2 separate regions of the Mus musculus genome follow, and region 1 is linked to region 2. A link is a loop called in an ENCODE intact Hi-C map of the cell type or tissue named here. Cell type or tissue: left cerebral cortex. All regions are shown on one strand. Each heading gives the region's core, and the rest is flanking DNA. Links, peaks and the distances in the headings are about the cores only.

Region 1 (5,370 bases), core at 243-5,242, 430 kb before region 2:
CAGGAAGCTTAAGGTCAGCCTGGGCTCCCGGACAAAACGTTGTCTCCAAAGGAGAGCCTGCCAGACTACCTGGGTGTGATGGTTTGCATATGCTTGGCCCACGGAATGGCACTATTAGGAGGTGTGGCCCTGTTGGAGTAGATTTTGCCAAAGTGCGTGTGGGCTTTAAGACCCTCATCCTGGCAGCCTGGAAGTCAGTCTTCAGCTAGTAGCTTTCGGATGAAGATGTAGAACTCTCAGCTCTGCCTCAGTGGGTTTGACCCATGGGACCCGGGTGGTGGAAGGTGAGAACTGACTCTCTGTCATGTCCACGGGGTGCCACGGTACTCCAACAACCCCCACAGCATGCACACAGAGTAAATGAACATAGCTTTAACAATCCAGGGCATCAAAACAAAGAGGGTTGGGAAATGGCAGGCTTGGCAAAGTGCATGTCCTGTAGGCACGCGGAACTAAAGTTGAGCCCCAGAAGGCACAAATCAATGGTGCCACCCGTGGTGGGGTGGGCTTGTGATCCCAGAGCTGGGGAAGCGGAGACAAGTGGATCACTGGGGCTCACTGGACAGTCAGTCTCACCTACCCTGCAAGCTGCAGGTCCCATTGAGAGACTGTGGTTTAAAATTCAAGGTGGGCAGCTGCCGAGGGACATGCATGTTGCACGCATGCGCACACATCAGCCTCCCGGTTCTGAACTCTGGCTCTGATTAGTGTACTCTCTGGTTGAGATCTAAACTGTATTAGCACTCGGACTCTCATTCAGCCCTTCATTGCTGCCTACTGGTGCCAACCCACCCTTTCCCCACCATCCACTCATCTGCTTGATGGTTGCACTAAATACATTTGAAGTCCTGGGATGGAGGAGACGGCAACGCCAGGGGTGAAAGGGAGGTTAAGGGGGATGTTAGGGTGACATGCTGGGGATGACGTCACCATTACTCTGTTTTTCCGTGCGGTCAGGCATTCATGTTCAGAACTCTCACAACTACAGTTTTAAAATCTGGGCCCAATTGAGGGGCGGTGGGAGGAGATAGTACAACTCTCTAAGAGTTTCTGGCCAAGTTCCTCGTAGTTCCTCTGGGCTTAGCTTTCTTTCTTTTTATTTTAAAGATTTATTTATTTATTTCATGTATGTGGGTACACTGTCACTGTCTTCAGACACACCAGAAGAGGGCATTGGGTTCCCATTACAGATGGTTGTGAGCCATCATGTAGTTCCTGGGGTTTGAACTCAGGACCTCTGGAAGAGCAGTCAGTGCTTTTTTTTTTTTTTTTTTTTTTTTCCCCAAATGAGACAGGGCTTCTCTGTATAACTCTGGCTGTCCTGGAACTCACTCTGTAGATTGGGCTGGCTCGAACTCAGAAATCTGGCTGCCTTTACCTTCCAAGTGCTGGGATTAAAGGTGTGCGCCACCACTGCCCAGCAGGTCTCATTTTAACAGCACAGTTCTAGGTTGAAATCTTCAAGACAATCCTGAGGTAAAGTGGCACAGGATCAAACCCCAGACAGAGCACAGTGGTTTAGAAGGGCTGTCCCAAGGTTGCCCAGCTGGTAGCTGCACTGAGTCATGGCTTTATTATCGGCACAGGGGAACGGGCAGGAAACAGGTTTTTGTTTTGTTTAGTTTTCTAAGTGAAAATAACTCCTGTAATCCCGGTTTGTAGGATTGCTCACTGCGAACATGCAGAAGGGGACAGCCTGGAAAGGAACACTGACGACAGACCAGGTGCAGAGAACCATTAGTGGCATTTCTGGCAACAAATGCACATCGATGCTGCATAGCTCCTATTGCATGATACGTAAGCATGTCACATATAATCTCTATCACAGTGACAGTGTCCCCACGACCAGCTTGTCCATAAGGAAGTCAGGCAACTTTCCAGACAATGCCACTGAACGAGCCCGGAACGTCTGAGACCGATGCCAGGTAGAGTAGGTAGGACGGGTTTGGGAGCGTACAGCCCATTTGAGCCGCTGACACTACAAGTCCCAGCAGCCCTCAGGGCAGGGAAGGCATGGGGCAGCCAGAATCCGGATGGACTACAAATCCCAGCAGGCAAATCATGGCCGCAGAGACTACCAGTCCCAGGACGCATCGTGCCACACACAGCGCACACTGGGATTTGTAGTCGTCAGGGCAGCGTTAGTGTGTTCACACCCATCAAAGAGGACGTACATTCCTCAGATTGAACACTGGAGGATTTACTGCTTTAGCAAGTAACATGGACGTGAGATGGGGAAGTAAGGGCCCAGCGAGTCAACTCTCGGAGCAGGGGAGGACAACTGCGCATGCTCGTTGGAGTCCGTCGGCGAAAGCGCGCGCCAGAGGCGCCCAGAGCAGGCCCCGCCCCCTTCCCGACCGGCCCCGCCCTTGAGCCGGGAGCCCAGGGAGCCTGCGCTGAGGGCGGGGCGCAGGCCGTGGGGAGGCGCTCGCGGCGCCTGCGCAGAGCGGCTGCTTCTCTCGCGAGGACGGACGCCATTATCGCAGCTCCCCGACAAACACCACGAGAATTCCGCAGCCCACACGGTAATTGCAGCTCCCGCAGCCGGTCGCGCCTCCACTCCCCCTTCCCGCGGGGCGAGAGCGAGAGCGAGAGCGAGATCTCCGGCCGCCCCCGCCCCGCCCCGCCGCCAACCGTCGCCAACGGCCACGGGGCCGCACGCCGGGCTGGGCGGGGGCCGGCGGGCCGCGGGATGTCCGCGCGTCGCCTCCGCGCCTCCACCCGCCGGGGCTGCGGGACCCGGGAAGCGAGCGAGCGAGCGGGCGAGCGGCCGAGGCCCGGCGGCCGTGCTCGCGTGCGTTCGGCTCCGGGGCCTCGGCGCCTCCCGGGCCCGCGCCCGGCGCTCCTGTCACGGGCTCGGCGCGCGGGCGCTGTGGCCCTGGCTCGGCCGCCCAAGTCTCTCAGGACTGAGCCTCGCGCGCTGCGCCCGGGCCCCGCGCGCCGCCCCGCCGCCTAGGTGGCCCCATCTCCCGGCCGTTGTTGGCGCTATGCCCCGGTAACCGGGTGACTTCGCCCTGGTTGGCGCGTCCGCCCGCCTCTGCTCTGCTCTCTGTTGACATCGGGGCCGAGACTGGTGCTCGCTTCCCCACCTAGCGTCACGTCCCCGTCCCGCACAGCCTGGCTCTTTTTTTTCCTTGTTACTTGTGGTGGCCTTTGTTTCTCTGCTCCTGGTGACATTGTAACTTCTCGGAGATAGTGTGGAACCTCCGGCTTCCCTCTACCTCCTCTCTGCCTTTCTTCTAATCTGGGTTGGGGACGCTTTAGGCGGGTGCAGGTAGGTCCCGAGGTCTTTCTTTCGCTGCACGCCTGGTCAGCTCAGGACGCAGTGTTTCAGTCAGCTTTCTTCTTGAGTCCCCAGGGAGCCTCTGCCAAGGACTTCCTTTCTGGTAACTGTTTCCTCCCTGGACCGGCCTAAGGTCTTCTTGGCATTGGAACAGGTCTGCCCTTCGCAGGTATGCTCGGTAGGCGTGTCCTCGAGCGCTGGGAGATTGTCCCAAGAGCCTTTCTTAAAGTCGTTAGAGAGTTTGTCGCCCTCCCCCCCACCCCCGCCCCATTTGGGCACACTACTTGAGTTTCTTTATCTTTCTATTCCTTTTTGATTTTCATTCCAGGAAAGAACTTCAGTTTATCTTTCACCCCAGTGGCGCAGGACTTTTAATTCCAAGCACTTAGGAGACAGAGGCAGGTGGATCTTTGCCAGTTTGAGGCAACCTCGTTTACATAGTGTTTACATAGGCAACCTCCCCTATCTCGGGGAGGGGGCCGGCGAATCCACCATCAGAATTGTAGTTTCTGAGCAGGGCATAGAGAGGTACACACCTCTAGCCCCAGCACTTGGGAGGCAGAGGCAGGCGGATCTCTTAAGTCTGACACCATCCTGCTCTACAGAGTGAGTTCTAGGACAGCCAGAACTACACAGAGAAACCTTGTCTTGAAAAACGAAACAAACAAAAAAAAATTTCTGAATGTATTTGTTCTTTTCCTTTTGTTCAGTAGTTTGTTTCATGAATATGTTTTCTCTTTCAGGCTGAGAAAACTATTAGGGGTTCTTTTCAGTTCTCTTATCTGACTTCTTGTTTATCACTTTTGGGGGGTGGGTGGTAAATGTTAGCTTCTTGCTTTGGATGGCAGGTCCTCCAATAGTGCTAATTATTATTGCTTAAACCTTAGACTTTAAGGTAAGAGGAAACTGGCAGGGGGCCCTGGGTCTGTGGAGAGGGGTTTAAAAATGGTTTTCCCCACTAGTGTCTGGGAGAGGTTGTTACCTCAAGACTTGGAGGACCACATAACAGACACCTTATATCTGGGCTGTTTATGCATCTTCCAGGGTCTGTCTCCCTTTGCTTGGAAGCTGTTTTGCTTGTCAGGGGTGGCTGTGGAGACTGCTGAGGGCCAGGTGGGGCCTGGAGCCCCACTCCTGTGTCCTGCAAGCTATCTAGATCCTCTGTCAGAAGTTTAAGTCTTTGGCTGTGCTCTATTTTCTTGTGAGCTGATTGTACTGTAGTAAGTATTTTAGTGGGGTAAGTGGAGATTGTTTACAAGGCCACTCATCTTGAACAGGAATTTCAAAGCCTGTTGTCTTCATTCAGACAATTTGTCTCCTTCCATTTTTTGCTCTTTGTGACGGATGTGTGCCAGAACATGGTGTCTGGCTGCCTCCAGTTGACTGGGTGGTCCTTTGGTAGGGTACCGGGATGCAGAGGACTGGTCCCACACTGAGATTAGGATGCAGAGGACTGGTCCCACACTGAGATTAGGCACTTGATTTGACTTGTCTGGTGAGCTCTGAGTTTAGCCTCTTCACTTTGTTGCTGGGCTAGTGCAAGTAGCTAGCATATTATGCATGGTTCATTGATCCCGAGGTGCGCAGTGCAGTGTTTGCCGCGCCCATAGCACAGGGATAGCGAGGCGCTGTTTTGGGCTGGCACCCTTGCCCAGGGCCTTGCAGCAGAGTCCACAGCAACCCACACTTCATGAGCATTCTGAGGTCCACCTGCAGAGTTAGTCTGTGGTTAAGAATTTCAGAGAAACTGAATGAGCTTCCTCTTCCCCTTCATTTTCTCTCTTGGCTAACAGGAAGGTTACCTAGATTATAAAGACCATACACACGTTTCAATGTCCCACTGACATCTTTTGTTTGTTTTGTTTCAGGATGTAATTCAAGACTCCATACTCTAGTTGTCATATCTCCTCCAGTCTGCTATTTTCGTTATCCCAAAGTATCCAGTGTTTATAAGTTTTGGCAGGAAAAACGTGCAGTTTCTGGAAAAAGCCCAGCAGATACTGTAGTGTTTGTTGGATTGAGGCTATGTGGTCAATAGAGACACTGATATCAAATACCCCAGGAGATAGACTAAGAACATCAGCTTT
Region 2 (5,370 bases), core at 99-5,098:
GAAAGAAAGAAAGAAAGAAAGAAAGAGAGAGAGAGAGAGAGAGAGAGAGAGAGAGAGAGAGAGAAGAAAAGAAAATCCCATCCAGCACACCTGGGGACAGGAAAGAGGATGTGAGTATGGGAGAAATGGGCCAGGGACACCAGGCCATAGGAGGCGGGGCACCAGGAGTGTAGCTTTTATCTTGTGGCTGAAGAAGCCACTGCAGGAGTTGCTGAAATTGGGTTCTAAATGAAGCAAGAGTGAGAAGAGGGGACTTTGGTATTAACTCAGGCAAGAGCCAGGGATGGAGAGCATAGAGAACAGGAGGGAAGTTCAGAATCCATCTGGAAGGCCGACTCGTTCCCCAGTTCATCTCCCCAGCCTCTACTGATTGCATTTCTGCGGTGGCCACCAACATCTTATGAAGTGTTTGTCTGACCATCTCAGAGCTCTGTATGACTCAGAGACACAGAACTGACAGAATGAGTGTGTATGTGGTTGCGAGCCTTCATGTGGTTGTGAGGAATTGAACTTAGGACCCCTGCTCACTCCAGTCAACCCTGCTCTCTCAGTCCCTGCTCGCTTACTATAAATAAGTACACTGTAGCTGTCTTCAGACATACCCAAAGAAGGCGTCAAATCTCATTATGGGTGGTTGTGGGTCACCATGTGGTTGCTGGGATTTGAACTCAGGACCTTTGGAAGAGCAGTCAGAGCTTTTACCCGCTGAGCCATCTCGCCTATTTTATATTTTTATATAAATTGAATATTATGCAGCTTGCACTGCCATGCTAACTACTCAAGTCTGGTCTCTTAGTTACTGCTCTATTGCTGTCAAAAAGCACCACAACCAAGGCACTCCTTATAAAAAGGAATCATTTAATTAGGGGCTCACAGTTTCAGAGATTAGTCAGTCCATCATCATGGAGGGGAGCATGGTAGCATGCAGGTGGACAATGTCTAGTTTTAGACCCCATTATAAGGGACCAAGGTGCATATTTTACATAGCTAAGCAGACCTGGCAACTCCCCTGGCCTCAGTCCTTGGGGTCAGTGAGCTCGCGGGCAAGCAGCTTCCCAGTAAACCTGGCTTGAATAAGATCTAATCTGGCTTGATTCGGCTCATTTCACTGGGTAGCTTGAGCAGTTGGTGTTAATTTTCTTCCAGAGGTGGGAGGCCAGCGTGGCCTAATCCTGGCTTGCAGATGGCTGCTTTCTCACTGTCTCCTCAGATGGTGGTGGTGGTGGTGTATGAAAAGAGATATACATATATACATGCACACATACATAGGAGAGAGGGGGGAGAGAGAGGGAGAACCTTCTGTCTGACCTGATTGGCAGCCACCTTTAATCCCAGCACTAGCATGATCTCTCAAATAGCTCTCCTTGGTATCTATTGAAGGACACCAATCTATGAGATCCAGACCCCACCTTTATACCCTCACGGAGAGGCTCTGCTTTGAAATCCATACCAGCTTGGTGCTAGGACTTCACATGTAAGTAACTTGGAGGGTGGGCGGCATAGTTCAGTCGCATTATGGAGTCAAAAGTATTCGACTTGTCATGACTGGCGCCTTCCTAGGCGTCCTCGGTGTTTGTAGCATGTGTCTGAACTTCATCCCTTTCTGTGGCCCAATTAATGCAGGACTGTAAGACCAGAACTCCCCCCCCCCCTTATATCAGTTTATGGGCATCCGGGTGGTTTCACTTTGAGGAAGACAGGCAGCCCCTAACCAGTAAGACCAAGATCAGATTCAAAATTTGCAAGGGGTCAGTACCTAATGATCTCCGTACCTTTTATCAGGTCATGGGGGGGGGGGGGGGTTGGACTTCGGGCTCCAGCAGCTGAGCCCCATCTGGGTAGTAGGAGGGGACTGAAAAATGACCCAATCAGTTTAAGTCCTCCCCAGGGAGGTTACACTGGGTCACGGTAATTTAACGATGCCAGAGATGTTTAGCGTCACAGAAACAGGTAAGAGGATCTAAATCCTTCAACTCCAAAATCTTTTTTTTTTTTTTGAGGGTACCAGGGCCTCGCACATACTTGGCAGGTGCTGTCTCAACCTCAGAGCTACACTCCAGCCCCCAAAACACTTTTGGTCAAGTATTGATTTTTTTTTTTCCGAGACAGGGTTTCTGTGTAGCCCTGGATGTCCTGGAACTCACTCTGTACACCAAGCTGGCCTCGAATTCTGAAATCCGCCTGCCTCAGCCTCCCAAGTGCTGGGATTAAATACAGCCCGGCAAAATATTGATATTTAATAAGGCAGAAAGTTCGTGCCCTGAAGAAACGAATGCTAAGTTTTCAGACCCTGGAAGTGTCCACTCGCACTCACCAAGAGCCTCAAAGGGCTTTCCCTTTCCGGCACGCATCCCGCCTGCTCCTCATCTGATCTCATCCCAAGCAACTACCACGAAGAGCCACCGACTGCGCACGCGCCGCCAGGAGGCCCGCTAGAGGGCGGGGTCGACCTCGGTGAGCCTGCGCAGTAGCAGAGCCTTGGGAGCGCGCGCCGCGGAGGCGAGGCCGGCGGAGGCCGGAAGGAAGTGCGGAAGAGGGCGGGGCTAGCGAGGGAAGCCCGCCGGTTCGCAAGACGGCCGTCGCGGCCTGATGACGTTGCACAATGGCCGGCCCCCGCGGGTAGTGGAGCCCGTTTGTTCCGCCCGCGTCGTGCCCAAAGCCGGAGCCAGTGAGGAGCGAAAAGGCTGAGGAACGTCTCGTCCACGCTGCCCCCACCACAGCGGAGCCGTGGCCGCCTCCCGTCTTCGCGTTGAGGTAAGCTGGGCCGGCGGGCGGCGGGGAGAAGGCCGCCCCAGCGGCGGCGGGAGCGAGGCCCCGGAGCCCGGCGCCGCCTCCCGAGCTCTCGGGCGCGCCCCCGGCTGTGCGCAGCCGCGGGCCGAAGCGCGGGCCGGGACAGCGGGCAGGCGCGAGCCCGCTGCGGCCTGGGACGTCCGGGCGGGTGCCGTGGCGCGCCGCGGTCTGCCGTGGTGAAGTTGCTTTTCCTGAAGCTGTCATTTTCCCTTCCGGGCCACTCGGCGTGGCACATGTTCGCCGCCCACAAAGGGGAGCGGATCGCGCAGGTTGGCTCGGGAGGAGGCCCGCTTGGACTCTCGACGGGCTCTGCAGGGAACTTTGAACTCTCTGGAGCCTCCTGCAACTTGCTCTCGCAACTTCAAGCGAGCACAGGTTGGACGGACCCACTGTGCTCCAAGAGTCCCGGGTCGCTTAGGAAGTGTGACCTCCTCGCCTCTTGGACTGTGAGCTTAGAGATGCCATTTCTTTAGTGTAAAGTAGCCAGGCGATTGTAGTGCTAGAAGGAAATTAAACTAAGACCTATAGTCTCGCCCCTACTAGATACTTAGTTTCCCGTATACTTTTGACAGCTGAGTTTACCGGGCACAATAGCTGTTTCAAATGAGCTTTTTCTTGGCACTTATTAACAAGAGTAATCTTCAGACCCATTTGAGGGTAGTAGAAGAAGGCATTTGTTTCTTCTTCATCACATTACCTATCCCAAGGCAGAGGTTGAGATTCTCTGTCCCTAGGCTAGTTCCCATTTCCCAGCCCCCTGAGAGGAGAATGCGAATGATCTGAACACGTTTGAAGCCAGCCAGTTCTGGAACCAATCAATATGTCCCCAAAGCTGAAACTCCTCTCTAGTCGTAGATGGGGAATGCTCAAACATTTTAAGAGCACTTCGGATTTACTTCCTGAACACTCAGCAGGTAAGTTTGCTTTGCTCATCTCCAAAGAGATAGCTTGTCATCTGCAGACCATCCCAAGGAGACCATCTCCTTACCGAAGAGTTTTTGCAGAGCTTAAGTCACTTTGCGGGTGGTGTTTTCAACATCCTGACATTCTTGCTCTATACATGGATGGAGCTATGAATAAGTTTTTTTAACCAGGCATAACAGAACTTAGACATCAACATAGGCTCTGCTCTGCTAAACTTCATCTCCCACAGCTGAGTATGGTGGCCCACACCTTAATCCCAGAACTTGGGGGGAAGCAGAAGCGAGGGGGTCTCTTAGTTCCAGCTAGCTTGGTCTACATAGTGAGTTCCAGGACAGCCAAAGCTACAAAGTGAGACCTTGGTTCAAAGGAAAAGTCGTTTTCCAGAAGTTGTATTTGTGTGTTATCGAGCCTCCTTAACAAAACCTACTTGGAACACGTTTCTCAGTAGTAGGCCAGTCAGTGGTGACCAAGTCTTTAATCTCAGAACGCAAGAGGCAGAGGCAGAGGCAGGTATATCTCTATTGGTTCGAGGCTAGTCAGGGCTACGATGAGAAACCCTGCCCCCCTCCCCAAGTCATACCCCATGTTTGCCCAAGAGTTGTTTTAACCTGAATTGGTAAATTCACCAGGCCAGGCTATTAAGTAGCTTGTAGCAGTTGCTGAAAATGACCCAGCTGTGAGGAGACCACGACATAACTGTTCTGTCAGTAGTAGAGTGGTTGGAGTCAGTTTGGCCTTCCTGAGCTGCTGCTGACACAAGAGCAGAACGCTGCTCTGGAGTTCTGTTACAATGTTTTACAAACAGGCAACTTTATTAGATCTCTTTCTAGTATGCAACAGGTGGTTCCTGGATTCATGGGGTTTTGTCGTTTAGTCAAGCATTTTCCAGTATGTCAAATGCAGCTGGGGACAGAGATATTGAAAGACTGTCATTCCACCCCTGAACAGGTTCACCATTGTGGATAGGAGGACTAAAGGTTAGTTCTAAACTTTGTGAGAGTCCTGCACTACTGGGTTAGTGGGTAAGAAGATTGTAAACATTGTAGCTGGGCTGGAGGATCCCCGGATTCACAGCTTATATGTAGCACATGAGTTCCCTGCAGCCAGCAGAGGGTAGCACACAGAATTAGTCTTTTTTTTTTGTTTTGTTTTTGTTTTTGTTTTTGTTTTTGAAGACAGGGTTTTTCTGTATAGCCCTGGCTGTCCTGGAACTCACTTTGTAGACCAGGCTGGCCTCGAACTCAGAAATCCGCTGCCTCTGCCTCCCGAGTGCTGGGATTAAAGGCGTGTGCCACCACCACCGAGCGGCAGAATTAGTCTTAACAGAGAATACTGATACCTAGAGAGACAGTGGACCTTTTTGGAGCATGGCTGGAGATCAGTCCCTCTACTGATTTCCCAGTATGGGCTTTTGGAAACAAGATCCCAACTTATAACAGCCTTCAAACAAACTATTGGAGTTTGTGTGCTGCAGTTAGATGGACAGAGTAATGCACAGTGCAAGAAACAAGATTCCTAACTTAGAGAGGAATTCTGGGGTTTGAACTACCAGAAAGGAAGAGAGAAATTTTATATGTTTGAGCTTGTTTATAACTTGTCATTGGTTGCTCAGAACAGCCTGTGATCCCAGGAGTCCTCTGTCCTTCGCTGCAAACA

The links. Hi-C counts contacts between places; a loop is a spot of excess contacts. Peaks named below come from ENCODE experiments on the same cell type or tissue, not always from the same donor. Only the 100,000 strongest peaks of a DNase experiment are listed, where the experiment ranks them.
Region 1: it touches region 2 in a loop (10-fold over the local background); 2 of 42 quality-filtered maps call a loop at or near these places.

Annotation. Positions count from the first base shown.
Region 1 is chr8:121,948,124-121,953,493 of GRCm38, forward strand. It overlaps Banp (BTG3 associated nuclear protein), which reads left to right and starts at 2,369. Exons shown (of 14, transcript NM_016812.4): 1 at 2,369-2,525. Gm27011 (predicted gene, 27011) reads right to left here and starts at 2,522. Exons shown (of 1, transcript NR_169031.1): 1 at 1,555-2,522. In left cerebral cortex, for the core only: CTCF peaks have their summits at 2,457 and 3,090; DNase peaks (open chromatin) are centred at 2,044, 2,370 and 3,080; H3K4me3 peaks cover 2,486 bases; H3K27ac peaks cover 1,736 bases.
Region 2 is chr8:122,374,047-122,379,416 of GRCm38, forward strand. It overlaps Gm39270, which reads right to left and starts at 3,038. Exons shown (of 2, transcript XM_030243895.1): 1 at 2,315-3,038. The coding sequence starts at 3,025. The coding sequence ends at 2,387. Zc3h18 (zinc finger CCCH-type containing 18) reads left to right here and starts at 2,570. Exons shown (of 18, transcript NM_001029994.1): 1 at 2,570-2,754. In left cerebral cortex, for the core only: a CTCF peak has its summit at 2,432 (motif pointing right); DNase peaks (open chromatin) are centred at 1,171, 1,465, 2,492 and 2,982; H3K4me3 peaks cover 2,290 bases; H3K27ac peaks cover 1,044 bases.